2 separate regions of the Homo sapiens genome follow, and region 1 is linked to region 2. Evidence: chromatin contacts called from ENCODE Hi-C data. All regions are on one chromosome and are shown on one strand. Each heading gives the region's core, a stretch centred on a gene start or an enhancer-like site at or near the end of the contact. The rest is flanking DNA. Distances are from core to core; before and after follow the strand shown.

The links. A loop is a pair of places that touch in the nucleus more often than their neighbours do. Pooled maps may share reads with other maps.
Region 1: a loop to region 2 is called in a map of IMR-90, with 5 times the contacts of the local background. The contact joins two enhancer-like sites. A Hi-C loop is called at or near these places in 5 of 168 maps with a recorded cell type or tissue (Caco-2, Calu3, IMR-90 and 2 more), 2 of 37 single-sample maps with no recorded cell type and 7 of 50 pooled maps.

What each region holds. Positions count from the first base shown.
Region 1 is chr7:55,154,980-55,159,932 of GRCh38, forward strand. EGFR (epidermal growth factor receptor) reads left to right here. Exons shown (of 28, transcript NM_005228.5): 8 at 851-967; 9 at 1,554-1,680; 10 at 1,780-1,853; 11 at 2,684-2,774. Among named protein-coding and RNA genes, the nearest start is that of EGFR-AS1, 31 kb to the right of the region's middle. RefSeq lists enhancers at 1,022-1,594, 1,175-2,374. Within about 2 kb of position 2,217, at least 7 of the 41 ENCODE cell types and tissues checked have a DNase peak (open chromatin) inside an H3K27ac peak, as active enhancers do.
Region 2 is chr7:54,770,859-54,775,962 of GRCh38, forward strand. The region is part of intron 1 of SEC61G-DT (SEC61G divergent transcript); the gene reads left to right. Among named protein-coding and RNA genes, the nearest start is that of SEC61G-DT, 14 kb to the left of the region's middle. RefSeq lists a silencer at 3,394-3,553. Within about 2 kb of position 3,058, at least 7 of the 41 ENCODE cell types and tissues checked have a DNase peak (open chromatin) inside an H3K27ac peak, as active enhancers do.

The sequences.
Region 1 (4,953 bases), core at 967-3,466, 380 kb after region 2:
TGTGCCACAGTGATGACACAGATATATCTTTGAGATAGGGCTTAACAGAGCTTTAAAATCCATAGGAAAACACTTCGAGCCTGAGATACCAAGAGCAGATGGTTCACAGAAGAATCATCAATGTCCTATAAATATTTTTGAGGATCTTCTTGGGGAACTTAAAACAGGAACAGGCCAGGCACAGTGGCTCATTGGCTCATGCCTTTAATCCCAGCACTTTGGGAGACTGAAGGGGCTGGATTGTCTGAGGTCAGGAGTTTGGGACCAGCCTGGCCAACAGGGTGAAACCTCGTCTCTACTAAAAATACAAAAATTAGCCGGGCGTGGTGGCGCACGCCTGTAATCACAGCCGCTCAGGAGGCTGAGGCAGGAGAATTGCTTTAACCCAGGAGGCGGAGGTTGCAGTGAGCTGAGATCACACCACTGCACTCCAGCCTGGGTGACAGAGCAAGACTCCATCTCAGACAAACAAAAAAGGAAGACATAGAGCTCCTAAAAATAACGCAGAAGTCTGCTATTAATACAAATGAATTACTTTAAAGGTGAGAGCAGGTGGAGGAGAGGGCTGAGGTGCCTGCTGGGACGCAAAACAGCTGGCCCCTCAAGGGACCCAGTGTTTCCTGCCATGATGAAACACCTGTATTGTCCACATTGCGGCCTAGAATGTTATTAAACTCTTGAACGGGATTCCTTCTCTATTTGCAACCTTTCATTCTTTGTCCTTAAAGTAAATAAAGCCAAAGGAGGATGGAGCCTTTCCATCACCCCTCAAGAGGACCTGGACCGCCTGTGTGAGGCCCGAGCACCTGGTGCCACCGTCATCACCTTCCTTTCATGCTCTCTTCCCCAGGTAATTATGTGGTGACAGATCACGGCTCGTGCGTCCGAGCCTGTGGGGCCGACAGCTATGAGATGGAGGAAGACGGCGTCCGCAAGTGTAAGAAGTGCGAAGGGCCTTGCCGCAAAGGTAGGAAGCCCGCCGGTGTGCGGACGAGGCTTGTTCTCGGCTGCTGAGGCTGGGCTCTCATGCCACCTCCAAAGGAACACATCTTCCTCTTCTCATTAAAAAACAACTATACATATCGTTTCTTTAAAACAGAAGATAAAGCTGTAAAGCTAGGTTAGGCAATGGGAAGGCACTGAAGGTTGTGACGGGGTGGGGGGCTCTGATGAGAACAGTCACAGAGCCAGCCCCGCTCAGCAGCTGCCAGGTGCCCAGCCCTGGGGAGAATCCAGGGAAGGCAGAGCTGGAAGCAGTGCAGCTCCAAGCGGCCCATGGGAAATAATGAGGAGAACGCAAGGTCAGTGTGAGGTGACAGGGATGGCATCTCCTACACCGCCGTAGCCCCAAAGTGTACTATAGGTCCTGGTGTCCCCCCTTCCCGCCTGCACTCTCCCCAGCCCCTTCAGTGTTTGTTGAGTGAATGAAGGATGATGTGGCAGTGGCGGTTCCGGTGACCGGAATTCCTTCCTGCTTCCCTCTGCCTGTGGATCCCTAGCTATTCTTAATCCAACAAATGTGAACGGAATACACGTCTCTCTTATCTCTGCAGTGTGTAACGGAATAGGTATTGGTGAATTTAAAGACTCACTCTCCATAAATGCTACGAATATTAAACACTTCAAAAACTGCACCTCCATCAGTGGCGATCTCCACATCCTGCCGGTGGCATTTAGGGGGTGAGTCACAGGTTCAGTTGCTTGTATAAAGAAAAACAAAATCTGCCTTTTTAACTGGTAGAGATTGGTGATCAATAATCACCCTGTTGTTTGTTTCAGTGACTCCTTCACACATACTCCTCCTCTGGATCCACAGGAACTGGATATTCTGAAAACCGTAAAGGAAATCACAGGTTTGAGCTGAATTATCACATGAATATAAATGGGAAATCAGTGTTTTAGAGAGAGAACTTTTCGACATATTTCCTGTTCCCTTGGAATAAAAACATTTCTTCTGAAATTTTACCGTTAATGGCTGATGTTTTGATATTTTTCAAAAGTGCAGTTTCTCCTGCAGGCAAAAGGGGACACGTTAAGTCCAGGCTTGGGTCATTCACTGCGGTGTAAACACGCTTTCTCCCTCCCGCCCGGCCCCAGCCAGCTGCCTTGGTGGCCCATAACCCCTGAGGGTAGAGGGAGGGGACAGGGGTAGGTGACAGGCAGCCTGGGCCTCAGGCTTTTGAAACTGGACGCCAGAGCCTTGTGGGGCCACGGGCAAGCCTCGGGTCTATGACTGCCGCCTGAGCTCCGCTTCCTTCCTCTCTAAAATGGGAAGATTAGACCAAAATAACAAGACTGTTTTAAGGTTGGAATCAAATAAGGAAAATTTGTAAAGCTCCTTGTATGTGATACCAGATCCACAATTGGCAGATAATCGCAGCAGGAGCCTCTTCGGGGTAATCAGATACGCGGCGCAGCAGGGGTCTCAGGGCCACAGCCAGGGGGGCGGCGGGAGACATGCGGAATCGCAGCGGAAGGCGGGAGGCAGCTGTGAACTGTGGCTCGGCCTGCGTCCGCCCTGCGCATGTACACTCAGAGAAGATGATAATGAAAAAGAAAGCAAATCCAATTTTCCCACTTACTGTTCATATAATACAGAGTCCCTGAGAGTCTAGAGTAATGTCTCATACAAAAAAGAAACTCCTACGTGGTGTGTGTCTGAAGTCTTTCATCTGCCTTACAGGGTTTTTGCTGATTCAGGCTTGGCCTGAAAACAGGACGGACCTCCATGCCTTTGAGAACCTAGAAATCATACGCGGCAGGACCAAGCAACAGTAAGTTGACCACAGCCAAAGCCTGGTAGATTACATTTGCCTTTTTAGTTGGAAATTAGGCTTAACAGGAGAGTTGCTAAGATAGGGCACAGAGCTCCTGCATCTCTCGCCGGCATTCCCAAATGCTATCTCACATGAGCAGGCACAGGGAGCAAGACTGCACGACCACTGGCACAGGCTGTCCGCTAAACCACAGACTTCTCAGCGCTCGCCAGTGCTTCTGCTTCTGTGTCCACTCCAGATCCCACATTGCACTTAGTTGTCAAATCTTTTCAGTCCATTTCTAACCTATATTAGCTCCTGTGTCTTTCCTTGTCTTTCACGGCCTTGACACTTACAAAACGTGTGGGTCAGGTACTTTGCACACTGTCTAACCATGTCTGTTCAGCTGGTGTTTTCTCAGGATGCAATTGAGGTTATGCACATCTTATCACAGGGACCAGAGAGACTTTTTAGCACCACTCTTCAAGAATTTCCACTTTTTCAGCTTTGACAGTGGAATAGACATGCAGGTGCTCACACACAAGCATCTTTAATATGGTAATGGTAATCATCAGTTTAGTGGTGTGGAGGAGGAGATGGGAATCTCTTAGTGAAACCCGCCTTGGAAGCAGCCTCGTTATGAGAACTGCTGCCCCTACTTGACTCTTAAAGCACTAGATAATACTGTGCAACATTAAAGAGAATAAGAGTGCGTGAAATATGCATTGCCTCCCATAAACTCCCTTGGCTCTGAATCTCTGATACTAAATATGTGGCTACCGTTGCTTCCCAGAAAGGCCTTTTTGCTCTGAATTCTCTGGAATGCTTTCTTTGACCAAGATTCTTATAAAAATAAGAGATTTAGAGCAATTTTCTTGGATGGCTGGTATGAGCCAGTTGGCTTAGTTGTAGGGATTTAAACAAGATAAGGGTTACTTACTTTTCACATTTAATGAGAAGTCTGGTGATTCCAGCTCCTACTGAGACAGGGTGGCCACACGTTCCAGGGTGTGACTCACTGAGGCCCCAGACCTGCCCTGCAAGGAAAACCTGGCTCTGCCCTGGTGTCCTGGCCTCCCTGGGCATATGTGGGGGAGAATTCCTAATGGTATTGGTTACAGGCTCCTATGCGAGACCACTCATCTGTGTAGGAGAAAGGAAAAAGATGGGGGAAAGAAGAGCAGCAGGGAGAGGAGAAGCCTCTGGATGATACTCTAACCCCCTGCCATCCAACACCTGAACATCAGTCTCTTCATCCAGTGCTCTCAGCTGGCCCAGCCCCCAGCCTGGGGTCAGATGAGAGCTTCCTGCAAATGCAGATCTCTTTCCTGTGGCTCCTTCTCAATTACAGACAGCTCCTCCACAAGGTGCACTCTGGCCTTGTGCTCCCTCCCCAAACCAGCCCAGCCCTCCCAGCCTGCATCATCGTGGTCCTGTAGGGGCTAGAGGTTCTCACACCCATCGTGGTCTGGCAGAGGCTGGTGGTTCTCACACCCATCGTGGTCCGGCAGGGGCTTAGTGGTTCTTATACCCATCGTGGTTCAGGAGGGGCTAGTGGTTCTCACACCCATCGTGGTCTGGCTGGGGCTAGTGGTTCTCATGTCCACCGCGTGCTTTCCTGCTCCTCCAGGTGGCTGAGGACATCCCCCCTTCGGTCTGAATGACTTCCATCCAGTCATCTGATATACACATTGGACCACCCAATAGCATCCTAGTGTCATGTTGGATGGTGAAGAAAATGCCACAGTTACTGCTTTCAGGGCCTCACAACCTTGGGCATAGCTTTTTGGAGGAAGGCCCCACTTCCCAGGCATCCCTCCCAGACCTGGTCAGAGGCCCCTGCTCTTTGCTTCCATGTTGCCCACACTCACTGTGCTCTTCACACCGGCTCAAAATGATCTGCTTACGGGGTTGTGTCACCACCAGATCAAGCGTCCTGGAGAGGAGGAAACATATTTAACCTGCACAGAATTTGGGACAGAGAACCTCTAGTGTTTGTTCAATAAATATATGAATGGATAGAGGGACAGGTTGGGTGGTGGATAGATGGATGAACCCACACCTTTGAAGTGTATTTGGCTGTTTGAGAGGTTAGAATATGTTCTCAATTTCCAGGCAAAATGAAAATGGAGAAAATATAATGACATTAAGGCATTTTATTCATCCTCCCCATCTGCCACTGGGTTAAAGATACTAA
Region 2 (5,104 bases), core at 1,808-4,307:
TTCAGGCAAAAATATGGCTTCACACTGTTTTTGTGAATATTTGCATTTGAAAATAGTCCCACTCATTCATTTACTTATTGTTGTCTAGTGCTGCCTTACAAATCATATGGCCAGCAAACCTAAAATATGTATTAGTTATTTACAGAAAAATTCGCTACCCCTAGAAACAGACAACAGAGATAAATCAATACAACTAAAAGGATTCTTCAAAAAATCAATCTCGATAAATCTATTGCTAAACTGATCAGAAAAAAAATAGAAATTTCCAATATTAGGGATGAAAGAAAAGACAGTGCTACCAGTCCTACAAACATTAAATGGGTAATAACAGTACAAACAAATTTATGCCATTAAATTTGATAACTTAGAATCAATGAAAAAAGTGTACAACAAAAATTGTTGCTAGAAAATCTGAATAGCTCTATATGTATTAAAGAAATTGAATTCATAATTTCCTTCTTACAGCAAAACTCCCAGGCCCAAATGTCTTCACTGGTGAATTTTATCAAACATTTAAAAAAGCAATAGTAATTGTAATAAAACATAACCTCTCTCAGAATATAAAAAGAACCCTTTCCAACTCAATTTTTGAAGCCAGCATCATGCTGATACCAAAACCAGACAAATACAGAAAACTTTACACCAATATTCTTCATGAATCTAGATGCAAAAATCTTTAACAAGATATTAACAAATAGAATCCATCTATGTATAAAAAGGACAATATATTACAATCAGGTGGAACATTTCTTAGAAGTGCCAGGTTGTCTTAATATTTGAAAAACCAAGGCAACTCCTCACATTAATAGGAGGGGAAAATGTTTTTTTCTCCCTTAGGACTAGAAGAAAAAGTGCACTTGACAAAATTTAGCCACATTTATTACAAAAACTTTCATCAAAGCAGGAATAAAAAGAAACTCTCAAGCTTATAGAGGGCACTTTTAAAAATGTGCAGCTAACATCATACCTAATGGCAAAAGACTGAACTTATTTTCTCTAAGAACAGGAGCTAAGAACAGGAACAGAGCTGATGCTGGTACAATTATATATCTGTATGGAAAAAAAAAAAAACTTTAGTATTTCCAACATATGATACACAAAAGTTAACATGAAAAAGATCATGGATGAAAATGCAAAAAGTAAAACTATAAAACTTCTAGGAAAAATGTAGGAGAAAATTTTTGTGATCTCAATGTAGGCAAACATTTTTGAGGTAATAAATCTATAATTTTTTTTTTTTTTTTTTGAGACGGAGTCTCACTCAGTCACCCAGGCTGAAGTGCAGTGGCGCGATCTCGGCTCACTGCAAGCTCCACCTCTCGGGTTCACCCCATTCTCCTGCCTCAGCCTCCCAGGGAGCTGGGACTACAGGCGCCCGCTACCACGCACGGCTAACTTTTTGTATTTTTTTTAGTAGAGACAGGGTTTCACCGTGCTAGCCAGGATGGTCTCAATCTCCTGACCTCATGATCCGCCCGCTTCAGCCTCCCAAAGTGCTGGGATTATAGGCGTGAGCCACTGCGCCCGGCCCACAAATCTGTAACTTTAAAAAATGATAAATTAGACTATCAAAATTTAAAATGTTTGCTCCCCAAAGGATACTATTAATAATATAAAAAGGCAGGTCACAAACTAGGAAAAAAATAACGATATATATATGTGACAAGATACTTTTATAGAGCATCATATATAAAGAAATCTTATGATTCAATAATTAGAAGATAAATAACCCAATTTTATAAAGTGAGAGAAGCAAATGAATTAAACAGACTTTAACCAAAGAATATATACAAATAGCCAATAGCCACATGCAAAGATGCTCAGCATTATTAGTTAGCAGGAAAATGCAAATTAAACTCATCATGAGTCACCTCCACACACCCATTAGAATCAATGTTCAAAAGGATGATCATACCAGATATTGACAAGGACATGGCTCAGCCAGAGCTCTCACTGATTGCCGTGGGAATAGAAAATGGTGTAACTGGCCAGGCGCGGTGGCTCACACCTGTAATCCCAGCACTTTCGGAGGCCGAGGCAGGTGGATCACTTGAGGTCAGGAGTTCAAGATGAGCCTGGCTAACATGATGAAACCCTGTCTCTACCAAAAATACAAAAATTAGCCAGGTGTGGTGGCAGTCACCTGCAATCCCAGCTACTCGGAAGGCTGAGGCAGGAGAATTGCTTGAACCTGGGAGGTGGAGGTTGCAGTGAGGTGAGATCGTGCCACTGCACTCCAGCCTGGGCAACAGAGCAAGACTCCGTCTCAAAAAAAAAAAAAAGAAAAAAAGAAAAAAGAAAATGGTATAACTATTCTAGGAAATACTTTGGCTGTTTTTTTATAGTTAAATATCTACTTACTCTACCAGTAATTTGCTTCTAGGTATTTACCAAGAGAAATGAGAACATTTGTACACATTTGTTACACACATTTGCTCATAGCAATCTTAATAGTCAAAAACTGGAAGCAAGCCAGGTGCCCATCAACAGGAGACTGGGTCAATAAATTGGGGTATATTCATACAAGAGAATAGTACTGAGAAGGAAAAATGAATAAGATACTGTTAGATTTAACAAAATGAATAGATCTCAAAAGTGTTATGTTAAATGGAAAAAGCAAGTATTTACACAGACACAAAAGAGTACATGCTATATAATTCCTTTTAGATGAAATTCTTAAAAGTCAGAACGGACATAAAGCAGATCAGTGGTTGCCTGGACAAGAGCTGGGGTGAGCTTGCCTGTAAATAGGTACAAGGGTACTTTGGGAGGTGATGGAAATCTACATGTTGTGTTGAGGTTGACTGGGTGTATACATTCGCCAAAACCCCTTGAACTGATATAAAGGTGCAGTTTATTGAATATAAACTACACCTCCATGCAGTTTTTTAAGAAGAGTTTATGTGTATTTTCTCCTGTTTGAGCTTTGAAAGAACATTCCAAAGCTCCTAAATGCTTTGGAATCCCAAAGCTCCAAAAATGTTTTCTATTAGAAAACATTTAGAAGTGCTCAAAGTAGCAAAAGATTTGCCTAGTTTTATCGGAAGTATGGAGAAAAGACACAAGATGGCGGTGTTACTCAGAGAAAGCAAAAGTGTATGGCGTCTTTCTCAATAAAGTCTCATTTCACCTGGCAGTTCTTCACGTCATTGACACGATTGTCCTCAGTACTTTCTTCTCCAGGTGCTTATGGGAGTCTTCTCTAATATACTTAATTACTGTCTACACTCAATAACTACGTCACGGATCCTTTAAACATCTCAAGAGCTTTTGTTTTTCTGTTGTTGTTGCAAATAAAAGTGAAAAATGTAAATAGTTTGCAATCCAGTAATCTATTTCGTTATTAGGGAGACTCATGTCTACTGCGGTTTGTTACTCCATAATGGAAGCCCCTGAGAAGTCGCCTTACCTCTGGGAAGAGCGCTTTGCTTCCCAGAGAATCTGATTCGCATTTCAGGCAGTCAGCCACTGGAGGGCAGTGCAGAAGCGTGAATGCCCTCACCTGCTCGGAGGCGGGAAACCCTGCAGCAACTGCGTCTTCTAAGGGAGCCTAGGACCAGGTTATTAGCAGAGGGGAAAAGAAAATGAATCCATTCTGGAAACCATCCGTTTGATTCAGAATGTTTTGTGTAAGACAGTATTTCTTGGGCCAGGCACAGTGGCTCACGCCTGTAATCCCAGCACTTTGGGAGGCCCAGGCGAGCAGATCACTTGAGGTGAGGAGTTCAAGACCAGCCTTGCCAACGTGGTGAAACCCCTTCTCTACTAAAAATACAAAAATTAGCTGGGTGTGGTGGCATGTGCCTGTAATCCCAGCTACCCAGGAAGCTGAGGTAAGAGAATCGCTGGAACCCGGGAGGTGGAGGCTGCAGTGAGCCGAGATCATGCCACTGCACTCCAGCCTGGGCGACAGAGCAAGACTGTCTTTAAAAAAAAAAAAAAAAAAAAATTATTTCTTGGTAATTACAAAGTTGTGTCCATCAGACGAACTCTAGAACTCTACAGATAACTGTGGACTCTAGCCTCCATGTACAGAGCAGCTAAGTGCAGACTGGAGAGAGGGCAGGCAGGGGCCGGCCGAGGGCGGGGTCCTACAGGAGGAGGAGGTGCCGGTGAACCTCCCATTTCCACGACTTGTACTCTTGGGGCAGCCCCTGGTCTGTGCCACGTGGATGGTGAAAGCTCACATGGAGAACATCCCACTGCCTTGAAGAACCAGAGGACAAAGTTTAGGACAACCGCAGTCACTGGCTGGGGGGCGGTGTGGGGCAGGGATCGGGGACTGACAAACAGAAGAGCCGGGAGACAGGGAACCTCAGACCATGAGTAAAGGCTAACTTCCTAGCTGGGCCATGCATGGACCTGACAAGCTTCCCTCGCTAAGGCCCAACCCTGCAGCCCTGATGGCCCTGCTGCCCCACCCAGGTTCCACGCACTGTGGGGAGATAAGCGGAAGCTGGAAGAGGGAAACCCTGGGCTTACAGCCTGGTTCTGCTCCCAACCACTACTGCTAATGTCTTGAGCTTGTTACCAAAGCTCCCTGAGCTTTAGTTTGTTTTCCAGAGAAAAGATGAAACCAGACCTCTCTCCTAGGGCTGCTTTTGAGGACTACCAGGGATAATGTGTGCAAAGCGCCTGACACAGAGGGCTTCACTCTGTCATTAATTTGCTTCCCACCTCTTGTTTGTGGTTTCCCTGGAATCTTGTGACTAACTCCTGTTGCAGGAAGTCAGGGACCCCAAACGGAGGGACCGGCTGAAGCCATGGCAGAAGAACGTGGATTGTGAAGATTTCATGGACACTTATCACTTCCCCAGTCAATACCCTTGTGCTTGCCTATGCCTGTCTTTACTTTAATCTCTTAATCCTGTCAGCCAAGGAGGATGTATTTCGCTTCAGGACCATGTGATAATTGCGTTAACTGCACAAATTGTACAGCATGTGTGTTTGAGCAATATGAAATCTGAGCACCTTGAAAAAAGAGCAGGATAACAGCAATTGTTCAGGGAATAAGAGAGATAACCTTAAACTCTTGACCGCCGGTGAGCTGGGCAGAACAGAACCATATTTCTCTTCTTCCAAAAGCAAATGGGAGAAATATCTC